Linked DNA regions of Mus musculus: region 1 is linked to region 2. The links are chromatin loops, found by intact Hi-C in ENCODE. Cell type or tissue: heart. All regions are shown on one strand. Each heading gives the region's core, and the rest is flanking DNA. Links, peaks and the distances in the headings are about the cores only.

Region 1 (15,649 bases), core at 3,002-11,001, 57 kb after region 2:
CAGGACTAGGCCTAGGTTACCAGAATGAGGCAGTAAGCCTTGGAGATGACAATAAATACAGAAGAATAAAAGTTACTATTATATACAAGGGGTTTGACTGGTCCACAGACATGGGGAGCCAGGTTTCAAATCCAGATCCTGCTGTAAGTCCTGAATATCTTATCATGGCACAAGCCCAACATGCTGTATGGCACAGAGGTGCCCCCAACACAGAGGTAACTCATGCCAGACACCCAAAGGACCTCACTTGGGAGCAGTCATTCATCAGACTCAGTGAGCCCTTGACTATCTCCCTGAACTTAACTTGAACCAGTAAACCTGTAGAAAGCACAGCTTAGAAAAGGCACTGGAGAACCCAGGACTGTCAATCACGCGGGCCTATATTCTTCATCGGAAGGAAATGAATGACGCCTAGTCACCTGGGAAAGTGGTCCATCAACTTGGTGACTCTCAGCCTCTGCCTGAATCCCCCCAACTTCCTGAGCATCACTAGGACCGGATCCTACAGTCAATAGGAATCCATCCCTATGAAAGACACCCCATATACTTTGCATCCTTCGCCAATAAATCTATCCCTAAGCTTGTCACAGATCCGTCCTCTAGGCTCCAGGCTTGAGTTCTGTCTATCAGCCAATAGAATTCATTCTTATCATAAAGGTCACAGGTCACAAGTCCTTAAATGTATAAGAAATGTAAACCTTCAGTGTCTGGAAGGCTATGTATCACCCAGCACCTGCAAAGATGGTACTGGGCTGAGTTTCATTCTTCACCTCTTACAGATTGTCACCCCACCAGACATAGGGTCCCCAACATAACCCACTACCCATCTAAAGCTGTTGGCATGGCAGTGAACATACTATGGTAAGAGTGGAAGCTAAATCTCCCATGAATACTAGGGACATTGCTAGTAGTACCATTGAATGGGAGAATGGGCTCCTTCCACGTGCTGTCTGAAATGAGTAGTACCCCAAGCCAGCACCCCACAGACTAAAGTACACTTAGCCTACGACCCATGCTCCTGGCATCTCCAGTGGACAGATGATTCTAGAACTGAAGAGCTAGAGAACCACAGCAAGCTGGCTGCTAGCGTGCCAACCAGCTCCTGGGCTGGGCTTCATGCAAGCTCAGGCTGCCCTGTGCCTCAGTGTTAATTTAGCCCCTCCCCCAACCAGGCTGCCGTGGGTTCCTCGGTTAACGGCTTCATCTTTTCATTGTTTGGAACATGTTAGGTCTCAAACCTAGGATAAATGGCTAAGATGCCTATTTCACATATCAAAGTGGACCAGGCTGCCAGGATCTCCCAGCATCCCTCAGTCCCTATGTGTTACAGGGTGTAGCTGGCATACCCTGCCCCTTACTCTAAACTTCCCCAGCCCAGGGACTGGGCTGCCCTCCTAGAGCTGCCCTTTGCTAGATGATCCAGCCATGTTGGTTACCTAGCCCTTTTTGTCTGCTGTTTACCTTCCCAGGCTCCAGCTTCTCCCTTCCCTTCTCCCCTCTCTCTCACATGGTCAGCCTCAGGGTCCTGCTCACTCCGGACTCTCCCAGGTGTCTCTGCCTCTGGCCATGCTCTCCCTTGTATCTATAACATAAATCTTCCCTGGACCTTGGGAGTAGTCACGGCCTCCTCCCTTTCATCCCTTCTTTCATGCATCTGATGCAGAAACCTGAGTTTGAGACCCTACAGAACATCAAGTCACTTCATAGTTGATATGTAGGTGGACAGAAGGACAGATGGACAAATGGATGTTTTCCTAATAAAAGGGAGGTTTTTCATAGGTTATTGTGAACTCTTAGGTTCTTTTTTCCCTTTTTCTTCAGACATGGTATCACTCTGTAGCCTAGGGGACTGGCCTGCAACTACCTGGCTTATGCTGGCTTTGAACTTGTGGAAATCATTCTGCCTTAGGCACCGCAGAGCTGGGATTACAGATGTGAGTCACCATGTCCATCCAGTTCCTTGATCTTTAAATATTTTGTTCTGTTGTTCTCTCTCTCTCTCTCTCTCTCTCTCTCTCTCTCTCTCTCTCTCAGGAAGAGGGAACAGAAACTTTTATACGTTAGCACAAAGCACCAGCCAGTCAAAGGTGACGACAGTGACTGGCCAGTGATGAAATGAGAACGAGTAATTTGGAACTCCCACATTTAATGGCTAAGGAACAAGCCAAGGCAGAGAAGGGGTAGTTAAACCGAAAACAGAGGTGTCTCCTGGAAGCAGAGAGAACAAAGTTGAGAAAGCCTTTAATCTGCAAATAGAAAAACAATGATTACCACGGTCTGCTGTTAGAGCCTAGGACTGAAGCCTGGGAGAGAGGCAGGGCTAGAGGGAGGGTTTTCTAAAATGTATTTTATGTAGGTATATTGGCTATGTGGATGGCTATGGACTACATGTGTCCCTGTCGCTTGCAGAAGCCAGAAGAGGGTGTCATATATCCTGACACTGGAATTATGGATGGCTGTGAGCCACCATATAGGTGCTGGGGATCAAACCCATGTCTTCTGCAAGAGCAGCCAGTGCTCTTAACTGCGGAGCCGTTTCCCCAGTCCCCGGTTCCGTAGTTTCTTAAGGATGAAAGAGACTTGAGTCTGTTTGAAAGCTGAGAGTAAGAAAAGACAGAGCTGGGATTGTAGGGAAGATTGACAGAGAGCGCGAGCCCACAGAGGAAAGCCACAGACACAGGAGCTACCAGGTCTGAGAAAGGCTCTACTTGAATGGGGTTGGGGCAGGGAGAGGGGCAGAAGGTCAGAAATGGAAGAGTTGTCAGGGATCTGAACTGGCCAGCGGGTCACTGCATTGCCAGTACTGGGAAGGAGAATCCTTTCTGGGGAGCACTATCAAGTCCATCAAGTTGCATGGGATGACGGAGGAGCCACTGGATATAATTTCTAAACCATTTCACTCCAAGTTCACCACCCCCCAAAGTGTGTGGGAAGCGAAGTGTGCTCTTCCAAGCCATCCTTCAGGACTGGTGGCCCCTGAAGCCAGGCCAGCGCTATCACAGAAATACGTCCCTTTCACTGTAAGACCCAAACATCTAATAAACACCTCCAGGGAAAGCCAGTTCTGCTTTTCATGGACACAATGTACTGCAAATACCAACCAATGCTTTTCTCAAAGTATTGAAAAAAAGCCTTACTAAACTCTCCTATGTATTCCTCTGCCATATAGACACGGGCTCTAAAATAAAGCCCATTAGGTCAACTTGATGGCAGAGGAAAAAGCAGCTATCTCTGCTCAAAGAATAGTCCACTCAAGGTATTTCAGCCCCAGCGAACGGTGGCATGGGAAGACAAGCTTTTCTGCCCAGGGTTGTGTTCATCAGATAATAGACTACCCAAGGACAAGAAGTAAATTAAAAACTTGTAGCTGGAATAAAAAACAACTATCTCAAAACAGAAAGGAAAAAAAAAAAGAAGAAGTAATACGTGTTTGTCCAAGTCCTATTTAGTTTGCCTGCCTAGGAGCTTAACAATCTAGAAAATATGTAGACTCTCCTTAAAAATCCAGGTCACAGAGGAAATCTTTCCTACCCGAGCTATGTAGAAGTCAACCAGGCTACACATGAGATTGGTAAGTGCCCTTCTCAGAGAGGAAGCACGGGAGATGGAGGAGCTCATTTATAATCTGACTTTACAGGGTATCCATAGCAACCAAGGAGCTTCAAGGGTCCTGAAGATGGAGTCAAGGGTTTACAGAAAAGTAAGATATGTGTGTAGCCTTCAGCTGAAGGTTCTCACACCTAAAATAGCATCCCTAAAATCTACCCCCAAAGGAAAACAGACTGAGCCCACTTCAGCAGATTCCTATGAGCGCAGGCCCACAGTCAACTCCATAAGGATTCCTCTTGCACTCTGGCCCTGAAATTATAGTTCAGGCGAGTCAAAACCACCAGACTACAGAAAACTCATTAACTTGTACCTTTCCGGCTCCTGTGAACTGGATGTCTGTGGAGGAGACTTGGCGCAGAGGGGAATCACTTCACCATTGGAAGATGACGGCTCTAGGTGAGCCTCCTGAGCTCTTGGACAGGGAACCGCATCTGGAGAGGCATGCTTGGCACGGGAGTGGAAATTCTGGAAAAACTGGAGATCAAATAGCTACTCCTGACCACGTCACCTTTATGCCTGCCCGGCTCACTGGGGCAGCTGCCTTTGCATAATGGAAGGGCGTGGCCCCGAGCCCACAGGAGGGTTTCCAAATGGAGGATCTCCTCTGACCATCTTGTCTAACTGCAGCTATTTAGAGTCTGAGGCACCCCTCCCAGGCGTCCTGCTCCAGGAGCACAGCCATGTTGTATGGGTGTTGAACTCTGGGGAGGTCAGCATAAGGGGAGACCTGGCTTTCCCAAGGTCAACCTTACTGACATTTGATGGTCAAAAGACTTGTTGTTGTTGTTAGCAGCTCCATCCATCTCAGTACAGCAACCCAGACTGTCTCTAGATATGGCTTCAGTTGAGAACCCCTGATATAGAGGAGAGCCACATTTACTTCCAAATACCCACAGTGTGGGAGGACATTGACTCCCTAGTCTCTACAGAGGTGCCAGGGTCCTGCACAGCCATGGCTAGACATAACTATATTGGAGAGGGTGGAGAGGCAAAAGACCTCATTTACATCTGCTGTTCTACCCTACGTGGAGTATGAACTCCAAAGCAAAGCTGTTGTCAGGAAGAGACAGAAAGCCAGCAACTCGCTGAGAACCCAGCAAGGGGTGGCTTAGGGTAGAGAGCTGAGAACTGAGATTTCCCAAGCCTTCCGCAAGGCCGTGGAAGTTAAGGATGTGATTTCACGGAGCAGGCTGATAGAGGATTGGAGTGAGGAGTCGGACATTTTGGCTTAGCTTCCTGGCACCTCAGGCAAGGCCTGACTGGAGAACAGCGGCTGAGCATTCAGTCCAGCACCCTAACAGAGACTCCGGGGTGCCCTCAAACTTCCTCATAGAGTTTGGCAGTCAGGCTTGGGAGTCCTGTTCTGCGGTTACTTTCTGAGTTAATGCTAACTAACAGCATGGGACAGCTGGGAGGGCCAGACAGAGTAGGGACCTGATAACACTCAGGTGAGAGAGTGGGGGAGGGGTGGCGAGGTGGTGGTGGTGGTGAGGTCTGTCAACAAATCCAATGTCACATGATCAGTTTGGATGTGAGCTTCTGTAGGCCTTGGGGGCTCTTGGGGGAGCTCTGGCACCTTTTCAGGCAGCTGCCATTGTTCAAGCCCAGAAGGCTGCCGTTGCCCTGGGCTACTTCCAGAGCCTGGTGTCTCAGTTTCTGAACAAGTTATGACTGACAATGTCTGCATACAGCGGCCAAAAGGAAATGTGGGATAAATAGCAGGCTGCCCTAGGTACATGCAGAGATGTAAGCATTTGGCTGCTTCTGTGACTCCCTTAGATACTGTTAGGCGGCTCTTTTTACAGATCCTCATGCCCAGGAGCTCGAACTTCATCCCAGAAGCCGCAAAGGGCCCACCAAAAATATCTGAATAAAGGCAGGAGAGACTGAGCAGAGCCTAGCAGCTACAATACAATTGAAAATCATCCTCCCTGTTCTTCTGCAGACATGTCTTGGCTGCATTCTTCTTCTAGATTGAGTTGAGACTCTGTTAAGCTTTAACCAACCCTCCCTCTAAGCTGAGATTTTTATTTGCAGTTCATCATATTTATAAATTATTTATATTCATAGATAAACATATAAATTATTCAGGGATGGATTAATAGTTTTATCATAGTGTTTGTTACTGAGGAAGAAGATTCGGAACTCTGGTGCCACAGTTTTAAAGCTGCTAAGAGTCCCAACCTCTTTTCTTTAAGTAGAAACTCTTCAATTTATGAACAAGAAGGACACAGTGGCCTTGAGAGCTAGAATAGGCACTGTAACAAGGCAGGACAAGACTTTGGAGCTGTCAGAATTAAACTGCATCTAAAATCGGTGACCTGGCAGATAGAGTCATGTACTCAGGCTCCCGAAAGAAAACAAATTACATGTCTCTCAACAAGACACTCTTGCTGAAAGGTGAAGATCTAATTTTGAATAGTAAAAGAGAAACACTTGAAGCAACTTGGAAAGGAAGCCACCCTTGAGTCGACGAGTCACTGGACAGTTGAAGTTAGGCTGCCTCTGTGCTCCGCAGAGGGGCACTGCGGTCCGAAAGAAAGTGCATAGATCCTAGGGCCACCAGCACTTGCTGGAAATTTCTAGCTCTGGGCAGGTTATGTGACCTCTCTGTATGCCTCAGTTCCCTTGTCTGTAAAATGGGAACAACAATGGTACCTAGTTCACAGGGTTTACAAGGACCAGACAAGCTGTTGTTATAAATATAACAAGGCATAAGTACACATGAGGCCAGTTGGTCTGTGTTATTCCAGCACAAAGCAGCTGAAGGAAAATTCAATCTGCGTCCATTATGCCAGACACAACTTACAAAGGATGTGGTAGTAACCTGTGTCCCAGACAAATCTGCACCGTATTCCCCCCACACCCAGTGAGGCTCCTGTCTGGCCCTCAGCTCAGATCCCCAAACTGGGGGAGCCCCGATTCCAGCAGTGCTGTGAGCTGGTGAAACACACACAGACCTTCAGCATGAGCTGCAGTCAAGGCTCCAGGCTCCAGTGGACTAACCACACTGCTTTTCTTGAGTAAGAGGCCTGAACTTTGTGCTGGTTTCTTTTGGTAAGGCACCTCACTTCCTTGTGGCGATGCAATCTCAAAGGCCACTCTTGGACATCGGCAGCCAGATAAGGAGTTATGACTGTGTTTCTAAAGAATGGGGTTGGGTAACAGGAGCTCAGGAGCTCATAACTTCCCCCTTCGGGTGAAGAGACACCCCCACAGCCCAGATGGCTGTGTACGACATTTGCATGTATGTGTGTATGTCAGTGCATGTGTGTATCAGTGCATGTGTGTATCAGTGCATGTGTGTAGGTGGAGTGCCAAGGCTCACATCCAATGTCTTCCTCCATTACTGTCTTTCTCAGTTACAGAGTGAAGCAGGGTCTCTCAACATACCTAGAGCTGGAAGGCTCACCCAGTCTAGCTGGTCAGCCTTCCCTGGGGAGCTCCTCTTTCCACCTGCAGAGCTCTGGAACCGGATCCTCCACACCCACATGGCTTTACAGGGGCACTGGGGATCTATACGCTGATCTTCACGCTTGTTGGGCAAGTATTTTATCCACAGAATCATTTCCCCAGCCTGGCAGAGGTTTTCAAAGGGGGTGGTGGGGTGGAGGTTACATAGAGACATAATCATTTCAGACTGGAAAAAAAATGAAAACACTTGAATTTTTAATTCTAATGGTCTGTGATTATTAAAACACACAGCACACTCACACCCACAGAAACTACACACACACACACACACACACACATCACATCACATCACGTATGCATAGACAGATGCTCTTGCCACACCATGCATGTCTATGGAGGTTAGGGGACAACCTCCATAGGTAGAGGAGGTTCCTGCCTTTCACTGTGGGTCTGGGGAACTGAACTCAGATCACCAGGTTTGCAAGGCCAGAACTTTGTCACAATGCCCAACTCTTTAATATCTTGTTCTTGTTCTTGTTAATTTCTAATTTTAGCATATTCAACTCCAGGAGATTCAATAAGGCATGCACAGAGATAAAACAGAAATAAGGGAGGGGGCTTAATAATATCAGGTTCTATAATGGCAAGAAACCCACATTAAAATGTCAAAGAGGTCACATTAAATGCAAAAGCTGTAGATGGGTGTGATCCACAGATAGATGAAGAACAGATGGTCCATAGACCGGGATGCTGTTAGCCTTAGAAAGGAACCTGGAGGTCAAAGTTGTACACACTACGAGGACCTTAAGGTCTGTCTGTAAAGTATCGCATGGCTGCAGTTACATGTGGTTCTAAGAAGTTTTTAATTTTGGTTTGGGGTTGTTGGGAATCAAGCCCAGGGTCCCTCTTCTGCTCAGCACAAAATGCTATGTCACACCCTAGCCAGGGTCCCATTGGTGGTCAGAGTCTCAGGGACAGAAGGTGGCACTGTTGGGGCAGAGGCTGGGTGAGGAGAAAATAGGAAGCCGATGTTTTTTAAGTTGTGCAAGAAGACAATGGATGCGGGAAAGATGGTGGAATTTTGTTGTGCTTATTTCGTCACAATTTAAGGAATACTATTTTTAAAAAGCAAGTGCACACTCTTGTTTATTTAACATTACAAAGAGAGGAAGAGGCAAGCCAGGCAAGGTTTCCCCTAGAAAATAGGGGGAGGATGGTGGAATCCCAACTGATTCCAGATGAAATCAGCCACCGAAAAAACTAGGAAATCTTGTGGGGGAGAAGTGCTCAGAGAGTGCAGGGAGCCAACCTCTTGGCTCTGGACAGCTGATCCCCAAAAGCAGAATCTCACTGACAACTCCATGTGCATATTCAGGCTACCACCACCAGGGAAATAACAGCCAACTGGGCGTGGCCAGCTGGTGTGGCACATTGGCAACTGCCAATTTAACTTGAAGACGAGGACTAAGGATGGAAGACCCCCATCCCTTACCTAGTTTGTGAAAAATGCTGAGCTATATCCCCAGCCAGGGGAAGAGATTATCAACATTGTCTTCTTTCATTAAGCAATGATGGGGTGTGGAGAAGGCTCTGTGGGCAGAAGTGCTCGGTACACAGGCATGAGGACTCAAGTTCAAGTCCCATAATCTATATAAAAGGCAAGGCTATAGGGTGCCTGTCACCCCACACTAATGGACATGGAGACTGGAGGAATGCTGGCCCTTTCTAGTCACCAGCCTAGCTCCAGATTCAGTGAGAAACCCAGTCTCAAAGGCATATGCCATAGATGATAGAGCAACACACACACACAGAGCAATGGCATTTATGATAAGACTGTGATAGGATGCAACCTCCTCATCCATCCAGCTTCATGCCTTCTTTCTCTCTTCAGAAAATAAACAAGCAAAACCAAAACAGACGAGAGAGAGAGAGAGAGAGAGAGAGAGAGAGAGAGAGAGAGAACAGGAAACATTCTGAGTTGGCCATCTACTGCTGGGCACTGGGCCTCCCCGTAACTGTCATTTGTATATCTGGTGAGACTCCTTTGCAAGCATGCATCAATTGGAGCCAGCTTCTTGGTTAAGATGAGTGCCCTTCAGCGCTGGGACCCTGTCTGGCTTGACTTAGGCAGGTCCACATGCTGCCACAGTCTCTGTGAGTTCACATGCTTATCAGTCCTGTTTGCGTCTGGAAGACTTAGGAGTCCTCCATCTGCCTCTGGGTCTTTCTTCTTCCCTGAGTCCCGAGGGGAGGGAGGGCTTTGATGAATGGTAGGATTCATTCACTGCCTTTTCTCTCGAATATTTTCTATGAGCTTGAGGATGGTTTTTTTTATTTTAAAAGAGGGATGTAATACAAGGCTCATTTGCCTCCGTCCTGTTCTTTGAAAAAGAAGAAATAAAAATTGGAAGGAAAAACCTTTCCTGTGTGTTTCCAGAGACTTCCAAACCTTCTCTGAGAAAGAGGAAAAAAAAGAAAAAGAAAAACAAACCAACCACAGGAAACTGCAATTAATTAATTAGGCTGCAGCTGTTTTTAGTACTTGCCTGTTTCCGCCTGTGTTAGGATGCTTCTGGCTCCTTAGGGAGGCAAGGGGCCCTTTCCGAATAATGTTCTAATTTACAAAACAAAACGGCGTTACACCCAATCCTTTTGCAAACTTTTGGCAAACGTACTTGTGAAGTGTGAGACTTACTAAGTGTATCTTTTCAATCCTGACACAGTGTAACAACCACTGTCTAGTCAGCACAAGAAAGCCCTGGAGCTATTTTTAAAGAGGTGAGTGAGCAGGTGCAGGCAGCTTGGTTGCCCAAGGCAAAAGGCTCCAGGAAAGCAGAGGCAGTGTTTTGGAAACAGCTAAGGCTAGAGACAAGCCTTGAGTAACTGGACCCCAGGAGCATGGAGTGGACCAGGCTCTGAGAACAAACTCCAAGTCTTGGTCGGCCATCACTGCAAAGAGAGCCCATTGGACTTGCAAACTTTATATGCCCCAGTACAGGGGAACGCCAGGGCCAAAAAGGGGGAGTGGGTGGGTAGGGGATTGGGGGGGTGGGTATGGGGGACCTTTGGGATAGCATTGAAAATGTAAACGAGGAAAATACCTAATAAAAAAAAATATATATATATTAAAAAAAAAAGTTATTGGAAGGATGTGAAACACTAGAGAGGTAACCGACCGAGCTCCCCATTGCTAGAGCAACGCTGCGAGAAGCAGGAAGCATGAAGCTGTGCTGGGCAATTCTCTTCTGCCCTCTAGTGTCAGGTTAGAAGAGCCCTCTGGGGGAGGCTGGACTGCAGGGAGGCTGCCCAGAGCTGGAGTTGGGGGAGGAGGAAGGGTTTGGAGCAGAAGTGCTTAGTAACTAAGTGCTTAGTAGGTTTGACTGACTCTAGCAACCTCGGAGGAGGTAGGGGGATTGTAATGTAACAAGTCCATGGCCAATCAGGACCACCCAGCACATTCCATGCTAGCTGGGACAGAGTGTGAGATCTAGTCTCAGGAACACATTACAAGAAAAATTATGAGTAATTGTTGCAAAATCGTGCCTTCCTGCTAATCACTATAATCACTCCTGCACGCGGCTTGGAATAGCCTTCCTGTATTTTTTGCAGCATGCCTGTTTTTGAACTTGACAAAGAAAGACAGCACAGGGGTAGGCGCCTTTGCATCCCAGGCCCACTCGGAGCGCTTCAGAGTCTTCGGGCTCTGCGGAGTAGATTCCTATATTGCTCTTGTCCCCTGGGCTCTCACGGCCCTGCTTTGAACATGGCCTAGATGACACTGCATGCAGATCTTCTTTCCTAATTCTAAATTCTAGGAGCTTCAGCAGCCGCCAGCCAGGTACCTCAGCCTGGCCCAGAAGTCCCAAAGGTATCTCAAAGGCCACAAAAGTCCAAAGCAAGCTCCCATCCCTCCACTCCCAGGGTCTTCTTCCTACACACCTTTCTTGGAGCACAGAGGGTGCTACTATCCAGTACCAACTCAGAAGGCTGTGTGTAGCTACTCTATTCTTCCCCTCACCAGGAGGAAGAGGCTGTGTAGAGACAACTGCAGAGGCTTGGCTGATCACAGGAAAGCGGAGGTGATACTTGTGGCTGGTACCACTCAGAGCCCACACAAACGGCTGTGGCCACATGCAGCAGATATGAAGACTACTCTCAGTCTGTCCCCTACATCCTCTCCCTCTCCGCTCATCCCCAGAGTAGCTTCTCCATTCATACCACGCCACTGCACCCCACAGCCAGTGTCTTTCCTCAGGTCTTAGTGCATCTGCTCAGAATGACTAAAGCGCTCCCTTATGCAGCCGACCTGGTCAATTATTCAATAGACAAATACGGACATTATTACCACAAATACTGTCACACATCACACTGAATGTTAATGACGGATATAGGAATGACACTGAGAGCCAGTAGGTAAGAAATTAGATGAGAGGAAACCAAGTAAAGATGCTGAAAGTCTGGTATTTATGTCTTCTGGTTAGGTAGGAAGTCAGATGTGAGGGAGCCAAGGAAATTGTATCTTCCTGTCAGTCAGGATGCCCCCTATGGTTAACCATCCTTGAAATTACAGTTAGGCTATTCCTTCTCTATCAGAAACACAGTCAACAGATGCTTCCCATTCGCCAGGGACCTCAAAAGTTGGATAATATGATTTGCTTTGTGGTTTTGAGACTTTTCAAGAGAATTATGGGAAGAAGTACCTTAAATGGAAGATCTAGTCTACCATGGTTTGGGAGGAGATAGGATTATCTTACCCTGTGAATATGCCACCTGACTTATAAATAGTCATGGAACTTCTTTTGGGGCCAGAGAAGTAGCTCAGCCCATAAAGGTGCCTGCTACCAAGCCTGATGACTTGAGTTTGATCCCGAGGAAGGTAGGACAGAGAAAGAGAAGTGACTCTGGAAGGGTCATGTGTGCATGTGTGCGTTGCACATAAAATAATGTAACACAAGTAAATAAGTAAAGGACTTCTTGTAAACCAGGTGTGGTGGCGCACGTCTTTAATCCCAGCACTCGGGAGGCAGAGGCAGGCCGGATTTCTGAGTTCGAGGCCAGCCTGGTCTACAAAGTGAGTTCCAGGACAGCCAGGGCTATACAGAGAAACCCTGTCTCAAAAAACAAAACAAAACCAAAAAACAAAAACAAACAAACAAAAAAGAACTTCTTGTAAATACACAACACACAAGCTTGCTCCCCAGGGTTAGGGTCTGACTGCTCTAATCTCTCTAAAGTGGACTATCACTTTGCTCTGCTAAACAGTCTTGTGCTTCATATCTGTGTCTCTAACTCAAATTCCTCCCTTTGAGAAGCCAAGAACTAAGGAAAAACCATTACTGGGTAACTGATAGCCAAGGTATACACCATGACCAGAGACAAGTATTCCCCTTCCTGGTGGGGTCTAAGCAGTGTTGGGAGTGGGAGCTGGAGAAGGCTCTATCTGGAGCCTTTGAAGGGTGTGACCTAGAGAACTGGGTTCAGTCTAGCTCCCCCTGTGTCACTGAAGAGTTTGCCTTGCTATGCTGAGCTCTGCCAGGACTGCCCATCATTGTCCTGGGGACTCTCAGAGCTTGGCAGAAAGGTCTACAATGACTGCTAGTAGATAATTTCATGGAGAGTGAGTCTGGAGGTTTCCCTTTCCCATAGTAATGTATAACAATTCAATCATATTTGTATGACAGAAGACCTACTCACAGCTGGGTAACTTGGTGACAGATCAACAGATTCATGTCAGAGCCATTGACGGCAGGGATGTGATCCCACCCTCACTGTGTCATGGAGAGTAACTCAGTGTGTCAATCAGGCTGCCTCTCATCCAAGAGTTTGAACATGTCCCCCTTTCCCTTTTTATTGAAAATAGATTTTTTTTTCCACATACCATATCCTGATTATGGTGTCCCTTCCCTCTATTCCTTCTCCCAGCTCCTCCCACGACTCCTCCCAGCTCCTCCTCCTCCTTCTAGCTCCTCCCTCTACTCCTCCCAGCTCCTCCCACTACTCCTCCCAGCTCCTCCTCCTCCTTCTAACTTCTCCCTCTACTCCTCCCACTACTCCTCCCAGCTTCTCCTTAGCTCCTCTCCCATCTGGATCTACCTCCTTTCTGTCTCTCATTAGAAAACAAACAGGTTTCTGTGAGATAATAATAAAATTAATATAATACAATCAGATAAAAACAAAAACTAAGCCACGGGAATCAGGCAAAACAAAGAGAAGGAAAAGAGCCCAAGATAAGGCACAAGAAGCAGAGCCCCATTCATTTACACAACACACTCAGGAATCCCATAAAAAAACATTAAACTGGAAGCTATAATTTATATGCAAAGGACCTATAAGGTAAGAAGAGAGAAGAGAGATATATATTAAACAAAAAAAAATTTTAAAATAGGATAATTAAAAGAGGAATAGCCCTGACATGAATTTTGAGACAAGGGGCTTGCAGAGCTGACCCTGAGTTCCTTCTCTGTGGGCATCTCCTGCTGGGCATGTAGCCTGCCATGCTGGGCTTGTAGCCTGCCATGCTGGACTTGTAGCCTGCCATGCTGGGCATGTAGCCTGCCATGAACAGTGGTTCATTCCCCCCAGAGGCTCCCCTGGAGAAAACTAAGTCTTCATTTGCAAGTGATTATCAATTGGAGATTGCATCAGGTTAGGACTGGGGACGCCTGTCTACTTCTCCTTTTAGCTTTAGGACCCCCCCCCCGCCCCCCATGTTCAGCCCTGTGCTGGTTCAGTCCTGTGCTGTCCAGGCTGTCATAGTCTCTGGAGCACTTCCCTTTTATTATGGGAGAATTTCATCATGTTTTAGGGGGAACTGAAAAACTGAAGCTTTTTATTAAAGACACCGAGCCTTAAAATTTCCATGGCAAAACTTAAAGCACAAAAGTGGATGTCTGAGAGATTATGATTAGACTCTAATCTAAAGGGATATTTAAAAACAGGTGACCTCCACTTTTAGGCCTCTGTAGGATCTATTTCAATATACAGTAAAGTGTTTACCTTCTCACCCTCATCAGAAGGAAACCAAGTTTAAAATACTACTTGAAGGCTGGCCATGGTAATACGTACCTCCAATCTCGGCACTCAGGAAGCACAAGCAGGGGAATTACTATGAGTGTGAGGCAAGTCAGGGCTACGTACTGAGACCTTGTCTCAAAAACAACAGGGGCTGGAAGGATTGCCCAGTGGTTAAGACCACATGTTGCTCTTGCAAAGGACCTACATTCGGTTCCCAGCAGCCACATCAGGGAAGTTACAAGCCTATAATGTCTGTTCCAAAGAATCTGATGTCTTCTTCTGGACTGGGCAGGTACTTGCACTTGGTTGGACATACCCTGCCAGCCCCCCCCCCATATACATAATTAGATATAAAGTAAATCTTTAAAAAAAAAAACAAAAACATACCATATGTGGTGGTTTGAATGAAAATGGCCCCTGTGGGCTTATAGGGAGTAGCACTATTAGGAGATGTGGGCTTGTTGGAGTAGGTGTGGCCTTGTTGGAGGAAGTGTGTCACTAGGGTTGGGCTTTGGGGTTTCAAGTACTCAAGCCAGGCCCAGTGTCACCCTCTCTTCCCGCTGCCTGCCAATCTACATGAAGAACACCCAGCTCCTTTTCCAGCACCATGTCTACCTGCATGTCACCATGCTTCCCACCATGATGATAATGGACTAAACCTCTGAACCATCAGTCAGCCCCAGCTACATGGTTTCCTTTGTAAGAGTTGCTGTGGTCGTGGTGTCTCTTCACAGCCATAGAACACTGACTAAGACACCACAGTTCAGTACTTTTTCAGGGTGACATAGTTGTTACCAGGTGCAGAAGGGTCCCTGCTACCTGTTTTGAATAAATATTGTAACTATAAGAGAAACCTGAGTATTGTAATATTTCATTTGCTTTAATTTTTAATCTTTTGAATATTGAGTCCATCCTGAGCATAGAACACAACTCTTTGTTGACTGGCATTTTCACCCCTGTTTTTAAGGAGACAAATGGCCAGTGCACAGCTACATGCCATCTTCTGAAGGAGCAGAGGAACAGGCAAGCACGCCACTCACCACGCCAACTACCTCCAACTACCTCCCCTGGAGTGACATGAAGGACTGTTTCATCATTTACCGCATGAGACAAGCAATAGCGATCTCCGGAGGGTGGAGGGGGAAGAGTCCTTCACATAGCTCTAGGATAACTTTGGGGGCAACAGACTGATTATCCCGAGAGACACTGTCAGTCTCTCTAGAGAAGAAGGAAGGAGTGGAATGGAGTGATCAAAAGCAGAAGCTTCAGGCTGCCTAGGATGGTATTGGCACCACCCAGTGACCTTAATGGAGTCCCAGGGAGCCATTTCTAAGGGGGAAAGAGAAGGACAAGGAGAAAGAAGAGGGGGAGGAGGAAGAGCAGGGGCAGATAATGATGGCTGCTAGCCCTCCGGGCCAGACATGACTGAAATGTCTGACTTGTCTAACTTGTCACAGCAGCCTGGTGGGGAGAATGGTCACAGTCTCCAACCTGCGATAAAGACATCAGGCCTCATGGGACAGCTTGTTGAGGCCCTATAGCTGATAGGCAGCAGAGCAGAATTCTCCCAGACATACGGAGCTCCCCCCACCCCTCCCCGCCCCAATCCAGG
Region 2 (15,649 bases), core at 3,762-11,761:
CCATCAGATCTCCAGGAGCTGGGGTTACAGGCACTGGTGATCCATCTGACATGAGTTCTTGGAACCAAACATGGGCCCCTACGTGACAGTATGCATTTGTAAGCCCTGGGCCATCTTTCTAACCTCACCTTGGCCTTTCGAGTCAGGAGCTAGCCGATTAAGCTAACCTGGCTACCTGGTAAAGACCAGAGATCAATCCCCCATCTCTGCCTCCACAGCACCGGGATTACAAGCAGGTGCCTCCAGAGATGCTGATGCCTGAACTCCGCTATGCAGCAAAAATTATCTCCCCCACCTCTGGGGTTGCTTTGTTTTGTTTGATGACAGAGCCTTGTTATGGAGCCCAAGCTACCTCAGCTTCCTACATGCTGGGATCACAGGCATTGCTACCACACGTATGACAAATGCACAGTGTTCTAACTCTCCATCTCTGGGCTTTCCAGACAAGTGGGGAATCACTGCTTTAAAAAAAAAAAAAAAAAAAAACCCATAAACACAGGCTGGAGAGAGATGGCTCGGCTTTTAAGCCCAAATATTGTTCTCATGGTATTTGACCTGAGTTTGGTTTCCAGCACCCATGTCAGGAAGCTCACCACCGCCTGTAACCCAGTGGGTTCTTCACCTTCCTAATGCTGTGAACCTTAGTGCAGTTTCCTCATGTTGTGGTGACCCCCTAATCATAAAATTATTTTTACAGCCACTTTATAACTGTACTTTTGCTACAGTTAGGAATCATAGTGTAAATATCTGATACATAGGACGTGTAATCCGTGACCCCTGTGGAAGGGTCGTGACTCACAGGTTGAGAACCACTTCTCTAACTCCAGCTCCCGGGGATCCAACACCTTCCTCTGGCTTCCACAAGCCAGAGTACTCATGCACATACTACCTCTGCCCCCCCCCCCGCCATAATTAACAAAAATAAAAATCCCTTAAAAATGTAATGCACACAGTATTTATACAGTCCCCCTACATTCATGAGCACAGCAGGCGGGTGATGCTTACCTTGTTCTTCTCCTCGTATTGCCGCTGAGACTCGGCCAGCTGCTCTTCCAGCTCCAGCAGCATGTCCTTCAGTGTGTCCACCTGGTACATGAAGTTGGTCTTCTCATTGTCTAGCTGGGCGTTGGAGACCATAGCTTTCTTGTACTTCTCCTCAACTTCGGCCAGCGAGTCCTGCAGAAACCAGGATGGTGTTTCAAAATTGCCAAAGGAGACCAAGTCTCTTTCCATTGAGAAGACACTGTCCCATCCTTGGGACAAAGACCTTTTAGCTGTTGGGGAAGAACAAGTATAGCCTATGGCTTGCCTGTTGACTATGTTAATTGAGCCTGGAAGACCCACCCTAAATGCAGGCTATCCCTAGGCAGGAATCTTGGCTTGCATAGGAAGGAGAAGGGGAACACCTATACGTCTTGTTCTCTGCTTGCTAACTGCACAGGCACTGTGACCAGGGCATCCCTGCCACGATGGACTGGATCTTTGAACTGTGAGCCCAAACCCCTCCTCCATTAAGTTGCCTTTGTTGGCAATAGGAGTAACTAAGACAACAATGTCTTTTCTTGTTAAGACAAGGAAGCATGTGGGGCACGGGGGTTGCTTGGGAAGGCAGCAGAGCCAGCGACTGATTCAGCAGCCAGAATCTTCCCACCACAGGCCATAGCAGCTCAGTGGGTTTCTGAAGTCATTACTCAATGTGAAGGAGCCAGTTACTGATGGAAATAAAACCCTGCCACAAGCCACTGCTGGGCTGGGTTCAGGCTTGGGAGCCAGGAAAGGAGCTGTGATCCTTTCAGATTTCTGACTCATGGGAAATAAAACAAGGTGCACAGGTCTTACTGGGTAGTTCCTGGAATGACCAAGGTCATTTGTTTGAAAGGACAGCCGTGGGAAAGAGGCTGTAAAGATAATATTGGCAGTGCCCAAACTTGGCTCTCACTCTTGCAGGCTCTAAAATTTAAATGTCAGGAGAGTGAAGCCAGGAGAGCAAGAGGGGGCAGTCACCAGCTTGAACTATGCAGAGTCTAAGAAAGAGATTGCCAACTCAAGGGTCAGAGCTGTGAAGAGGCCCTGTGGACTCCAGCACTGGTCCCACCTATGGGTATACACCATGACAACCCAAAGTGGTATCATTGGCTCCCAGTTGATTTGTGGTTCCATTTTTAGGTGAGTGAAAGGCCAGGGTCTTCATTTTTCTATTATCTAGAAATTATATTAGAAATTAGATTATGAACACGATGAATTAGTATGTGACTTATGCCACCTGTCTGTCTGGTGTATGTTGCCATGGAGTTTGGATGACTTCTTGGGCCCTTTCTGAGAAGACGAGAAAGAAGGAACTGATCTGTATTTACTGCTCGATCCTAGACTTGTCTTGAGCTTCTCCTGGATGTGGCTGCTGTGTGCCTTGGCACCAGCTTCCCTGTGGCACCTGTTCACCTCAGCGTTGTTAAGGAACAGGGACAGGACATTTCCTTTTGGCATGGCGACGTCCTTCACAGTCTGAGAGTAGTGCACACACACGTACACCTTCCGATGCTGTTCCCCTAAGTAAACGTTGGCAGCATGCAGTAACCCGGATGCTTCGGAAGCACGTACGTTAGGGCGGCTCTAGTGAGCTCAGCACAGCAAACTGGGAGGATACTTGTATGTGAGAACCGTGGAGAGCAAAGAGAAGCAAAACTCTCTAGTGTCTGTCTGCTGTGCTTTCAAAGTGAGACATTGGCTTTAAGCCTAGTGGGAGGGTGTTAAGGATCATCCCATATCAGGTGGCTGAGTCTGTCACCTTCTCCACTGGGGACTCACTGTGTCCAGAAACTGCATTTGGAAGACAGGGACAGATGCATGCCATGTTAGAATTCCCATGACCCTACACTTTCCATAGCCGGTGCCCTTCACAGTGAGCATGCTCATGGGACCTCTGTGAGGCTTTTTAAAGTTAAGGTGGGTTAGTGTCATGGGCTCACACTTGCACAAACTGGTACCTTCATCTCTTTCAGTCCCTGCATGTATTTGCCTTCTACATCCTGAATCTGGTCCTTTAACTCATTAAGTTCCTGAAGGAAATGCACAAAAGGCAAACAACATCAAAGGAGAGAACTGGCAGAGCGCACACGCGCACACACACACACACACACACACACACACACACATACACAGCCCTGTAGCTTTCTTATGTCTGGGTTCATCATATTGGCAGTAGGAGGCATGGTTCCTTCTGTATTTTATTAGGTGTTAAAGAAAAGCAAAAATAAGTTTCAGTGTTATACACATTACAATTTATGTAATTCACATGTTTTTACACATTGTTATAAAATTTAGGTGTCTCTTGCACTGTTTATACATTTTTAAAAAATGGGCAAAATGTTGGGGCTGGAGAAATGGCTCATGGGTGAAGAGGGCTTGTTCTTGCAGAGGACCTGGGTTCAATTACCAACATCCACATGGAGACTCAAAATTGTTCGCAAGTGCAGTTCTAGGAGATCTGATACCCTTTTCTGGTCTCTGTGGGAACCTGGTGTGCATGTGGTACACAGGCACACATGAAGGCAAACCCCCATACACATAAAATAAATAAGTCTTAAAAAAAAAAAAAAAAACAGGCAAGTGGGGGCGGAGCTTGGACAGGTGGCTCAGTGCTTCCGAGAGCCTGCTGCTCTTCCTGCTTCCCAACACTCGAGTCAGATGGCTCTGTGACCACCTGTGACTCCAGCTTCAAGGGATCTTTTTACCCTCCTCTGACCTTGGCAGCACACAAGTGGCACAAATACACACACACACACACACACACACACACACACACACACACACACAATTACAATAATAAACCTTAAACATCAACTAACCAAAAGAACTCTGACAGTGAGCTTCTGGGGGCAGAGGCCAGCACATCCCAGTTACAGAGACCTCAATATCCACCCTGCTTCTCTCCATGTGCCTGGTACCCGGGGAGAGTATCTGCCTTGAGCTAATCTCCTGGCAAACACCTGCCAGGCAAATGAACAGTATTCATGCCCAAGAGCAGAGTCTAAATGGGATTGCAACGATTCCCTCCCCTCCCCCCTCCCCCTTCCAGCCCATCGAGAAAACAACAGTGCTGTTAGCTGAGGATGTTCAGGTCTGGTACACGGTATTTTAGGGGAGCAGACAAAACAAAAAATCCATATCCTCCTAAAACACAGGAGCTGCAGTTTAGGTCGAACACCAGCAGCTGCTCCAGGCCCTCTTCTGTCCTCCTGGCAAATGTCACCGCCAGTGGAGCTGGGTCCCTGTGAGCCAGACCTGAGTATGAGGAAGCTCTCCCACAAAATTAGCCAAACAAATCCAGGCCTCTCACACCCTCTGTTTGACTTGACTCTGTTCTCTGAAGGACACAACATTCTGGTCACCTGCCCTCAATCCTTCCCTGTTTGGGACACAGTTGCACAAGTTACCTAACAGTACACGTAGTACTAATAATTAACAAACGGCGCTGGGCTGTGTGTCTTTCCAATATACAGAGGAGCTCGTCAAACACATGGCACCAGTCTCAGTGTCAAAGGTTTAACAGAGAATAATGCCTGCGTTATGCTAAGAGAAAAACCATCATTAAAATCCAGTGATGGAGTCTACCGAAGGCATGCTACAGACAGAGGGGAGGGCATACTCTCCAGGCAAGGGGAAAAGATGCTAGAGGATGGGCAATTTCTGTGGTCCTGGAACAAGGATGTGGGGATAGGGGACCAGAATGCTCCAGTGTCTAATGAAAAGCAAATATCCACATGCTAGCATGGGTTGAAAGATGGCACGGCCTCTGGAGAGCACGGCATGATGGCTGGAGGAGGACTCCCAGGGATGCTGCCTGAGCTCGCTCCAGTGTTAGGAGAACAAACCATGTTTTAGGCAGGCTGAGGAGATGGGACTGATCTTGAACCTCACAAATGAAGTCTCTGTAAATCCAAAACTAATTGTCCAAGGGGTTCTGTCAAGTCACACGTGAGCCCAGTGTTTTACCTTGATTTCCCTGATGGATGCTTCGGTGTCCATGGAGATGGAGGTATCTCCACTCCCTCTCCGGGAGGAAGTCCCACCCAGAGATGCCAGTGTGGCTGCAGACAGGCTAGGCATGTTACGGGAGCCCTGGAATGGGGTGAAGATCAGATGTGATTAGGTAAAACCAAAATTACCAACGGGTTGAACATCTCAGAACCTTTTCTGTCAATGTTAGCTTCCACAGGTGATCATGTTTGTGTATGAGCATGTGTGTGAGGCACGGTGAGCTAGATGGCCAGCTGCAGTATTGGGGCTACAGGTCCGTGTGAACACACCGGCTTTTTACATGTGGGCTGGGGATTTGAACTCAAGCTGTCACTTTTGTGCAGCAATCACTTTATCCACTGAGCCATTTCTCTGGCCCCAGAGCACCCTTTTTTAAACTCAGTTTCTCTACTGGACTTCTGGCTAGTGATAAAGAGGGTTCATTCGGAGCTGTCTCACTGGTGTCTGGTTAGCCATGAGCTCTTCGCTGTCCCTCATATTTCAACTCATGATGGACTCCTTTGGGGATATAACATCATGTTGTGTGGCCCTCTTAGTAGCCTCTGTCATTCGATTACTTTATTAAGCACCAAGTAACTGGGTTCCTGTCAGCCTCACCCAAGACCATCTCGTTTCACAACTAAGCTAAGGCAGAGGCTTACAGAAATCCTTACCTTCTCAGCAAAGTCTTTGTCTGGTCTTTCTTCTACCTGTGGGGGAAATGGACAGCTGTCAAATATTACAAAGCACTGAATTACAACTCCTATGATCATTTCAAAGACCTGTATTGATCTGGAGATTGATGCTAAAAAACAAAAGAAACACAACAACAACAACAACAACAACAACAATAACAACAACAAAAAGTCCAAACCAACTGCACAAATCAAGAAACGCTAGCTTGTGCTATAATTTAAAAAGTAAAAAGAGAAACTCTTATTAAACTCTGGCTCTCCCCATCTTTCCTGCCTCTCTGGGGCCCTTCCTTCCCTCAGATAGAAGCCTCAGTGGGACTTGGAGCAGTCTAGGAGGCTGAGAGCAGTGTGCATTGGTGCTGGGTCCCAAGGGATGTACACACCTGGGGTAGAGGGTGTCTTGGGGACAGAGGCTGAGTCTGACTTAAGGACTATCCCTTCCTTTGCTCAACATCTACTATGAGACCAAGTTCCATTCCTGGGCCTCTGGGAAGTCAGTCACGCAGGCACCATGCTGAAACACCATCAGAACCTGCTGCCCTCTTAATGCCAAGTTCAGAAGTTCTTAGCTTTGACCCCAAGAGTTTTCACCAAAAGAGGAGTGACACTGCATCTCAGACTCACAGATATGAGTGGCCTGGGACTCTGTGGATACCTGTGCAGGTTTACAATGGTAACCACCATGCTCTGAGGTTACAGAGCACAGACAACATGAATAGCAAGTGAAAATGGTCACCAAACACAAGACCAGTGGGCACCTCCGATGCCCGTTTCTTTTCTAGGTGTGTCCCAAGTCTAACTAGCACATGGCAAGGACTCAGGGGCCCTGCTGCACAGACCAGTGGAGTCACAGCTAGCCACTGCTCATGTGTGGGGTTATTAGCAGGTGTGAAGTTCACACTGGCCTAACTGTACAATCTGGGGATGCTAAGGCAGGCCCCGATTGAGACAGTCATATCTCACTGTCTGCAGAGTTAAAGAGCCCTGCTCCATTTTCCTTGGGGGTGTGCACATGTATGAATGTTCACAACTGTGAACATGTGTATGCATTTACAGAATGGAAGAGCCCTGCTCCCCTCTCCTTGGGTATGTATTCGTGTATGCATGTTCATGTTTGGGAGCACGTGTGTGCATGTGGAGGCCTCAAAAAAAGCCAATAGAGAGAAAAATATAGTTTGTATGTCCCATAGTTTTTTTTTTTTTTAAAGTCTTTGCTCTAACATAGATAGTTAATGCAGAATACGAAAACTTGGGGTGGGGATATAGAGACCATGTGGAGAAAAATCTAAAACTGTGTTCCTGCTCTCAACACAGATACATGAAATGTACCCTTCAGCATATAGTGCATCTAGTTTTGTCTTCAAATTGACAAAGTGCATCTATTTGTCAGCCTTTTTGAAACAGCCAGGGGCCCCAAAGGGCCCCAACAGGTCTGCTATTCCCGCTGGCTCCACTAGATGGCGGTCTAGCCTGGTCTGTCTATGGTTAGGTTGGCCTCAGGTCAGGCCCAGAAAGCAGACAGCTGTACCCTTTTCAGAAAGCCCCAGACACAAAGGGACAGATAAGTAACCCAGACGGAATGCTTCACTCTGAGCATGTCACTGCCCCTCTGAAAATAACAGACAGCACACATTCACGGCTGTTCCGTGACCGGTGTGAAGGCTGCCATGGAGACAAGGCCACCAAAGGTGGCCACAGAAGGGTGGAGCTCAAGGGCTGCTGTTGGCCACAGCAGGCACAAGGGACAAGCAAGTCATAGGACTCTTGTGACCCACTGAGTTGTTCTATCACCATTCCCCAGTTCTCCGCAGTTGAGAGTAATGCCCCACTAACAGGATTCCAGATGGCACAGTCTTTTATCATTGCCACTAAGTGTATTCAAAGACATCTAAAATTTACCAGGCATGGTGGCACATGCCTGTAATTCTAACATGTGAGAGGTTGGGGAAGAAAGGTTTGACTCTGAGGCCATGCTTGGCCCCAGAGCAAGAACTAGTCTCAATTTTCTTCCTCTAAATTTTTTTTTCCTCCTAAAAACAAGTCCCTTCTAAGAAACTTCAATGGGAGCAAAGACTCCTTCCCTTCTAAAACCAAGTCCTCTACAGGAAGACGGTAGCACAGTGAGTCCAGTCCGCACCATCTCAGTGGGTTTCTGATGAGAATCACATGATGACATTTTAAACATCAGCTTGCATGTCACCATTAGAAGGTAGAGAGACCCAAGAAAGAGCTGGGTATGAGAGAACCTAGCCTCATGGTCCCAGCTCCCAGGTGGGCCACAGCAAGACCCTGGAAAGCAAACAGGCTCCCATTGCAACGACCCTCTCAAAACAAGGGACACAGCAAACCCTGCTCAGGGAGCACCGGTTTTAAGGACCAATTCCCTTCGAATGCAGGTAACAGTGGGGCTTACTGTTGGAGTGGGGATTTTTGGTTTTATTGTGTATTATTTATTTGGGGTATGTGTGCATGACATGACACATGTTGGGGAGGGGTCAGAGGGCAACTAGTGGGGCTTGGTCTCCCCTTCTATGTGAGACTTTGGGTTCAGACTCATCAGGCGTGACAGTAAGTACCTTTACCCACTAAGCCATCACACTGGCCCTAATTCTATTTTTAAGACAGAGTTTACGGGATTGAGAGTAGCCTGAGATTCACTGCGTTGCCCAAGGTAGCCTTGAAATCAGGCTTCACCTTTCTCAGCCTCTCTAGTATTGGGATTACCATTATGAGCCACCATACTTGGTGGACCATAGGTTTTAGATCCAATCTCGTACCCATAGGTGCAAGCTTGCTCTCCACCTGGACCCTGCCTTGCCTCTTTAGACAACATGAATCACGGGGGCGGGGGTGGGGGGTGGGGGGGTGGGGGTGTCTTTGTTTTCAAATTCGAATGGGCAGACAGCTAGCTCAGCACTTTTCTATGAGTACACAAGACAGCAAGTCCTGGCTCCACCCGAGACATTCCTGAAGGATGCTTCAGATCTGTGGAAGCTCTCTTGGATTCCAGTGGGCTGTAGGGCTTAGATGAGGAGGATGCCCTAGGTGTCACCTGGCTCTGCTTGGCTGTGGTTCAAGCCTAGATCCTCTAACCCCAGCTTCTGCCTCTCTCCACGCACCTGCCCTCATGGCTCGTGCAGGTGCAACTGATGTTTATGTTATTTATTTGATGAACATCTTCTAGCCCAGTCTGTGTATCCCATGAAGGGCGAGGGCAGGTTTGCATTGCCTAACACTGTTGACTCATGACCAGACTATTCTAGGTGCTCAATTAACATGAGAAAAATATGGGGGGGGGGTGCGCGCGCATGTGTGCACTTCCTACATTTCTTTCTGTGGCTTTCCAACCAAAAGCAACTTGGGAAGGAAAAGCTTTATCTGGCTTGCACCCCCCAGGACACAGTCTGCCATAGAGGGGGCACCAGGGCAGGAACTTGGAGGTAGGAACCATGGCTAGCTTTTTTATAAAACCCAGGACTGTCTAGGGATGGTATCGCCTACAGTAGGCAGCACCCCCTACAGCAATTAAAATCATCTTTTACAGACCAACATGGTAAAGACAATTACTCCATTGAGACTCTGGTTTCAGGTGATTCTAGGCTGTGCTGACAGTTAACACTAATTAGGATGGAAAGGCTAAGTGGAGGTGGGGACGGAGTTACAGAAGAATGGGAGTGGAGTGGGGAGTGGTGCTGGAATGAGGTGGAACTCCGTCCCCTGCCACTTACATTCGGGCTGATGCATCTTGGCTCTCCTAAGAATTGTATCATTGGGAGCCCCAAACCTTTAGTCTTAGCCCTTGCAGTAGCCTATGGACACAGAGGTATATTCACGTTTTTAAAGGGGAATGAACCATCACTTCCTTTGTTTGGTGACTTTTACTCTTCGGTTGCACCACCCTGCCCCCAGTGTGTAGCACTGCCTCACTTCCTGTCTGACAGATGCAAGATGCAAAGCCTTGAGGGCTGCAGCTGACTTTTGCATTTTCTTCTGTCTTTGGCTCCTGGTAATTACTCCTGGTGAAATACTAAGCCGGGGGTATTTTCCAAGAACCAATATGGACACCAAAAACTATGTCCTATTATGGCTGGGGCAGCTCAAACCAAGCAAAAACATATGCCTTTCAGGGGGCTACTTCATCTGAAGGAGTTTATTTCTGCCTACTTGCCCCAAGTCAGGAGCAGGAGCTGTGACGTGGTGTTAACTCCATCTTTTAACCCCTGCCTTGCTGCACATCCTACTGCATGGGTCTCCCACAGAGGCCAGGATGGAGAGGTCACTGTATCCTTGTTTGTTCCAAGGACAGAGGGTGACAAACCCAGCATCTTGGTGCCTAAAAAAGCATAAAGAAAGAATAGAATCAGCCCTGTTGTTTCTAAGATTCAGGTCCAGCATTAACATAATGCTTTTCTGTGTCCCAGGGCTATGTATGCACTGGGAAGGTGGGTGTGCAATTTGGATCGGCTTTTAACAAAGTGTCAATGAAGCATGTCCAGCTTTGCTGGTGGGAAGAAACCCAGAAGCTCCTGTTCAGACTTGTGGGTCTTCCTGCCTGAGAGGGAGGAGTAGTCAGGAGCAGGCCTGGGAGAGGGACCTGGCAAAGGCTAGTGACCCTCCCACTGACTGAAGAATTTCCTGGAGGCTGCCCTGCATTTGCAGAGGGGTCACTGCACCTGAGAACCATACCCAGGAGGCTCCCCAGTTAGTGTGGAGGTACCTGGCTGTTGTGAGGTGCCAGGTTGAGTTGGGAGGCCAGCCAGTTTTCCACACATCTTTGCGCTGACCTTTGCTCACTAAATGACAACAGAAATAATGATCGAAAGATCTTTAGGGCAACAAATAAACAAACAGGTGACTGGAGAAGGGGAGGGGGGACATCTACTGATTATCTCTGCAACAGACTTAGCAGCCTTCACCGGAGGGAATACAGAGCTCTGCTGGATTGATGCATTTCTCACAGTAGCACAGAAGGGAAAGTATGACCACACCTCCAGTTCCCCACATCACAGAGATCACTTCTCTTGCCTCACAGGCTGCAGAGACCAAGACATACAATGCATGCCTCTGTGAGGAAATAACAGCCAAACTTGTTTCATGTGTGTAAATTTTCCACAGATCTGGAAAGTGCACACACAACAAAAGGATCCGAATCTGACTTCAGTCTTTCCAGTCACAGAAACCATGAACATTCCCACATCATGACCTCATCTTGATACTTAAATAAATCCAAGGGCCACGCCTAGTGATGACAAATCAGCCACCCCAGACAGTCATTGCTGGGGCAGCGGGGTGGGGTGGGGTGGGGTGGGGTGGGGTGGAGGAGGTGTTGTTAAGAATCTTTGAAAGTAAAGCTACAAACTTCTTTTGATTGCAAACACTCCACTTATTCCTCAAGTGTACAGTTGACTATTACGCACAAGAAAGAGGATTCTACACTAAAACAAATCCAATGAGCTCATCTATGCAAGTGCTGTATCTTGGGTCTGCTGCATTCTGGGATGCAGGAACCAATCCTGGGCAGTATAGTGTTCAGGAACTGAGTTCTAAACTATGTATTTATGTCTGAGCCCAGCAAAAGAGATTGGCCTGGACTGTCTGCACTTTCCACTCATGGCTTTCAAAATGTGGGCCTCCCTCCACCCACACTGATGCTATAGCCTGGGTGTGTCTCCCTACCACAGCCAAAACTGTCTGGTCAGGTGTGGTGCATATGATACACCTGTAGCCTCAGCACTTGGGATGTGGAAGCAGTCGGGATAGGAATTCAAAGATATCTTCAACTATATAGTGAATTCAAGGCCATTTGGGGATAGAAGAAAAAAACCAAGGGGCTGGGGAGGTGGCTCAGTTGGTAAAGTATTTGCTATGAGGCATGATGAGGACCTGAGTTTAATCTCTAGCAACACATTTTAAAAAGAAGAAGAGGGACGAGGAGAAGGAAGAAGAAGAGGAGGAAGAAGAGAAGAAAGAGGAAGAGGAGAGAGAGGAGGAAGAGGGAAGAAGAGGAGGAAGAAGAGGAAGAGGAGGAGGAGCAGGAGGAGGAGGAAGAGGAGGAGGGTGGGGGAAGAAGAGTAGGAGGAGGAAGCGGCAGCAGTAGAGGCAGCAGCTGGCTTTGTGGTATACAGCTGTAATTCCAGCATCCATGTAGGAGTATTCCGGGTACTTGCTGACTAGCCAGAAAATCAGCAAGAACCAGGCCTGGTGAGAAGCTCTGTCCCAAAATATTTATGTTAACAGCAATAGAGCAAGATAGCAGATATCTCCCCACACATCCCACAACCATACACAAAATAATTCCTTGGTTAGATAATGTTAAAGTAGCCTCAAAGGAAGCCACCGATCGGGTGACGAACTGTGTTCTTTGGCCTTGGTTCCTTCTGCCATGTCTGGCATGTGGTGAGCCACAGATAGGAGAGAAGGGTCCCAGTGACACTTTCTAAGCAGTTTTCGAGCAAATGTGACACCAGGTAACCTAAGCAGTAATGAGAACAGCAAGACACTTCCAGGCTTGTACTTTAAAACTTGTCAGGGTCTGATCTGATAACCTCATTACTTTAAAGGCCATGCTAAATTCCGGAGTTAAGCCTCCAAAATTTTAAATTGTAAAAAATAGTACATGTACACCTGTAGCCACAGTCTATGTATGCTACAGCCCAGCATGGACTCTCCCTCTCAAGCCTCATTTCTGAGCATCACGAATAACTTCCCTTCTGTTATAGTCCTTGAGACTATACCCTTACCCCCAAGAGCATCTTCTAAACTCAAAACCATTTCCCAATCCCAGACCTGAAATAAAACGAGAGGCTTCTAGCTTTATCTTTTGCTGGTTTTCAAAGACAGTGGTCATTTCTAAGGCACAGAAGGATAAGGGGTAGGGGCAAGAGGAAAAGAACAGGGAAGTGGAGGGGAAGAAGGAAGGAAGTGGAAGGGCAGCAGGGCAGGAAGCATACTTACCACAGGACTGGCCCTTGCAGAGCTGGCCCTAGAAGAGGCCCGGGAGCTGGAGTTGAGGTGGCTGCCATATTCTGAGGGCTGTCACCGAGCCACCACAGGATGCACAGATAGAAACAAAGGAACAGGGTCAGCAAAGAGGCAAAAAGATCAAAAGCCACCAAGATCACACTTCAGTCAGTGTGGGGGTTAGCCACACACATAGCAGAAAGGAAAAAGAGGTTAGGGTTAGAGGACAAACCAGGCTTGGAAAAGAAGCCCATGTCTGCCACATGCTCAGGTAAACATCTATCAAAGATAAGAAACAATTGCACAGGGTAGAGATGCAGGAAAACACCAAGCATCATCCTACTTGGGTAGGTACCACATCTTATGTGTTCACCAAACTGCCTGCTGGATATGTAGTGGCAGTTTTTGAGATCCCGAGCTGCCTGCATCCCAGCTCAGAAATGAGTAAGGATGGAAGCTGGCAGGGAAGGTCTTGCTTCTTTGTCACCTTTCCAGGGAGGACCTGTTTTCTGGATGTGGACCTGTCTTCCTGGCCATTCAGTCTTTCTAGCTTCTGATTAAGGAAGATGACAGCCACCAGGCTGTAGCCTCTAACAGTTCGTATTCAGCCACGCGCCCTGGGACAGATGCTGGACTGACCTCTGGGCTGAGAGGCCAGCAAGCATCATCTTCATTGGAACCAATGACTCTGGATCGTCAAAGGTGCTTCTGATCCTATTTCAAGTACAAGCTCTCAGTCTGTCTGTGTCTGTCTGTCTTCCCACCAGAGAGCCAGCCCCAGTGAGCAGGGCACGCATCTAGTCAGTTTCCAGTGACTCTCCACTGAGCAGATGAAGCCCAGTGCACTCTAGACAGGCTTGCTGAGTGAATGGACAAATGACTGGCCGTTCACTAGCCACGGTAGTGACAGACTATGCCTCCTGCTGCTTCCTGTCAGCCCAGGACTCCTGGGTGAGGACCCTTCTCAGACTAGCTGACCTCATTTGACCTTCCTGAAAGTTAGCAGCTAGACCATGATTGCAGATTCCTCACGTCATCTTCATGCCCAGCAGTCACTGAGGGTTAAAAAAATGCACCGGGTGTTTTAAAGGCTGTGGCCAGCGTGGTCAGGCCTGCAGAGGCATCCTAACCAATCACAGTTCTTCACCTGAGAAAGACAAGTTTGCCCACAGGTGTGGGACATACAGAGACACAGGGACTATGGCATGTTGTTCCTCCCACTTAAGGATCCTTAGAACAGCTCTCTGACTAGCTGGCCTGACATGACCCCTTGGAAGAGACGCACTCATGTTGCCTGGCATCCTGTGTCACCTATGCCTAGGAGTCAGGGTGGCCAATGGGGAGCTAATGTGAACCAGAAGGCTCTGAGTTTGAATCCCACCCCCACCTCACTGACCAGTGAAGACTGTTAGGACAGGCCCACACAGGGGTGCCGCCATGAAGAAGAGAACATGCATGGCAGGGCTCGTCTCTACTTCCTGTTAGAAACAATCCTCCTAGATTTGGACTAAGATGGCTGGAAACTCCTCCCAGAGCGTCAAGATGAGGTTACTACACACGCAACTACCAGCTGTCTCAAGGGTGTGCAGGGACAGTGGTAAGTCCTGCAAAGTGGGATCAGCACTGTCACAGCAACCCTGAGGGTCTGTCTAGTCCCCCCCAACCCAGTTTCCTTTTCTCAGGTCCAGAAATTCACTACTCACTATGTTACTCGGGTGTCTCGGGGATTGAAGCAGACAATGCCCAGCTAAGGCCAGTCTCCCCCTGACCTTAGAACAAACCAACGAGTCAGGAGGACACTGAATTAACAAGCGAAAATTTCCTGATTCCATCATCCATGACCTTTATCACAAAGGAAAACACAGACAGTGTTTCCTCCTGTGACATCAGTCACCATCCAGCAAACACCCCTGGGTCATGCAGCACACAGTGAGGCATGATGGGAAACATGAAAAGCGCCTTACTGCTCGAGAACCACAGGCGCTTCCCCTTCGAGCCCCATAGAGGCTGCTCTCATCCAGCATGGACGCCTGCGATGGGAACAGACCGTCAGAACGGGGCATTCCTTCAAAGGACCACACAGAGCACAGGGAAAGGTAAGGTTAGCAGGGGTGACAAGTGCCAGGGAGAGACTCAGGAAAACACCATGCAGGCTCTACACCACTCTCTTCAGCTCTTCGGAGAGCCGTGGAGAATAAGAAGGTGTGGAAAGAGAGAGAAGTCTAAGTAGCCATTGGCATACGATTTTATCTCCAAGAGAACATTAGAAATGGTTATTCTGAGAGACAGTCCACACGGGAATGGCCAGTCAAGATTGAAGGCAAGTGACTGAAATATCCTGACATTCCTCAAAGCATCCTCGAGAGCCTTGTGTACATAATTATTCTTGTGGGAAGTGCCTTGGGAACAAAACATTACAGTAATTATCGTTTTATATGTTAGGTATTTTATATTTCTTCAGGACTGTTACACAGGAAACAGTAGTTGATTACCTTGAAATTGTATGCAATTAATCATAATCACAAGGTCTCAGGCCGTGGTGTCAAACTCTGTTCCATTTAAAAACACTTTAATTTTCCTTATTCCTCTTCAGAGAATACTGGCCAGCTTAGCCCTGTATACATACCTAACCCCTCCTAAGAGTGCACTGTGGTGGAAATTCACAGCTATTATTAATACAGTGACTTTGAAAACCTAATTTACTGCAGAATGTAAGAACCTACATTTAGAACTGGAAATTTCCAAAGTACTATGGCAAAGTGGATTAGAATCTGTTATGGCTGTCAATACAGTCATCTGTCTTTCTTTTACTAGGTAAATGTTGTCATTGTTTCCTACCTAAGAACCTTCAAAAAGTCTTCCAAGAGGAGAGATGGAACAGGGTGACAGCGATTGTCAGCAGTCAGGAGTGGGAAAGCCCAGATCTGACTGATGAGACCACAAGGGTAGGTAAACTGTGAGTTAGGAGCCGCTTTCCC

The links. Peaks named below come from ENCODE experiments on the same cell type or tissue, not always from the same donor. Only the 100,000 strongest peaks of a DNase experiment are listed, where the experiment ranks them.
Region 1: it touches region 2 in a loop (3-fold over the local background); 20 of 42 quality-filtered maps call a loop at or near these places.

What each region holds. Positions count from the first base shown.
Region 1 is chr1:91,032,850-91,048,498 of GRCm38, reverse strand. It overlaps a transcript of Lrrfip1 not described here. Among named protein-coding and RNA genes, the nearest start is that of Lrrfip1, 13 kb to the left of the region's middle. In heart, for the core only: CTCF peaks have their summits at 7,987 (motif pointing right) and 10,279 (motif pointing left); DNase peaks (open chromatin) are centred at 4,969 and 10,328; H3K4me3 peaks cover 195 bases; H3K27ac peaks cover 4,977 bases.
Region 2 is chr1:91,090,654-91,106,302 of GRCm38, reverse strand. It overlaps Lrrfip1 (leucine rich repeat (in FLII) interacting protein 1), which reads right to left. Exons shown (of 25, transcript NM_001310732.1): 11 at 14,636-14,701; 12 at 12,666-12,743; 13 at 5,691-5,726; 14 at 4,993-5,118; 15 at 2,985-3,056; 16 at 1,006-1,176. Among named protein-coding and RNA genes, the nearest start is that of Lrrfip1, 45 kb to the right of the region's middle. In heart, for the core only: a CTCF peak has its summit at 7,160 (motif pointing right); DNase peaks (open chromatin) are centred at 7,302 and 9,662; H3K27ac peaks cover 3,257 bases.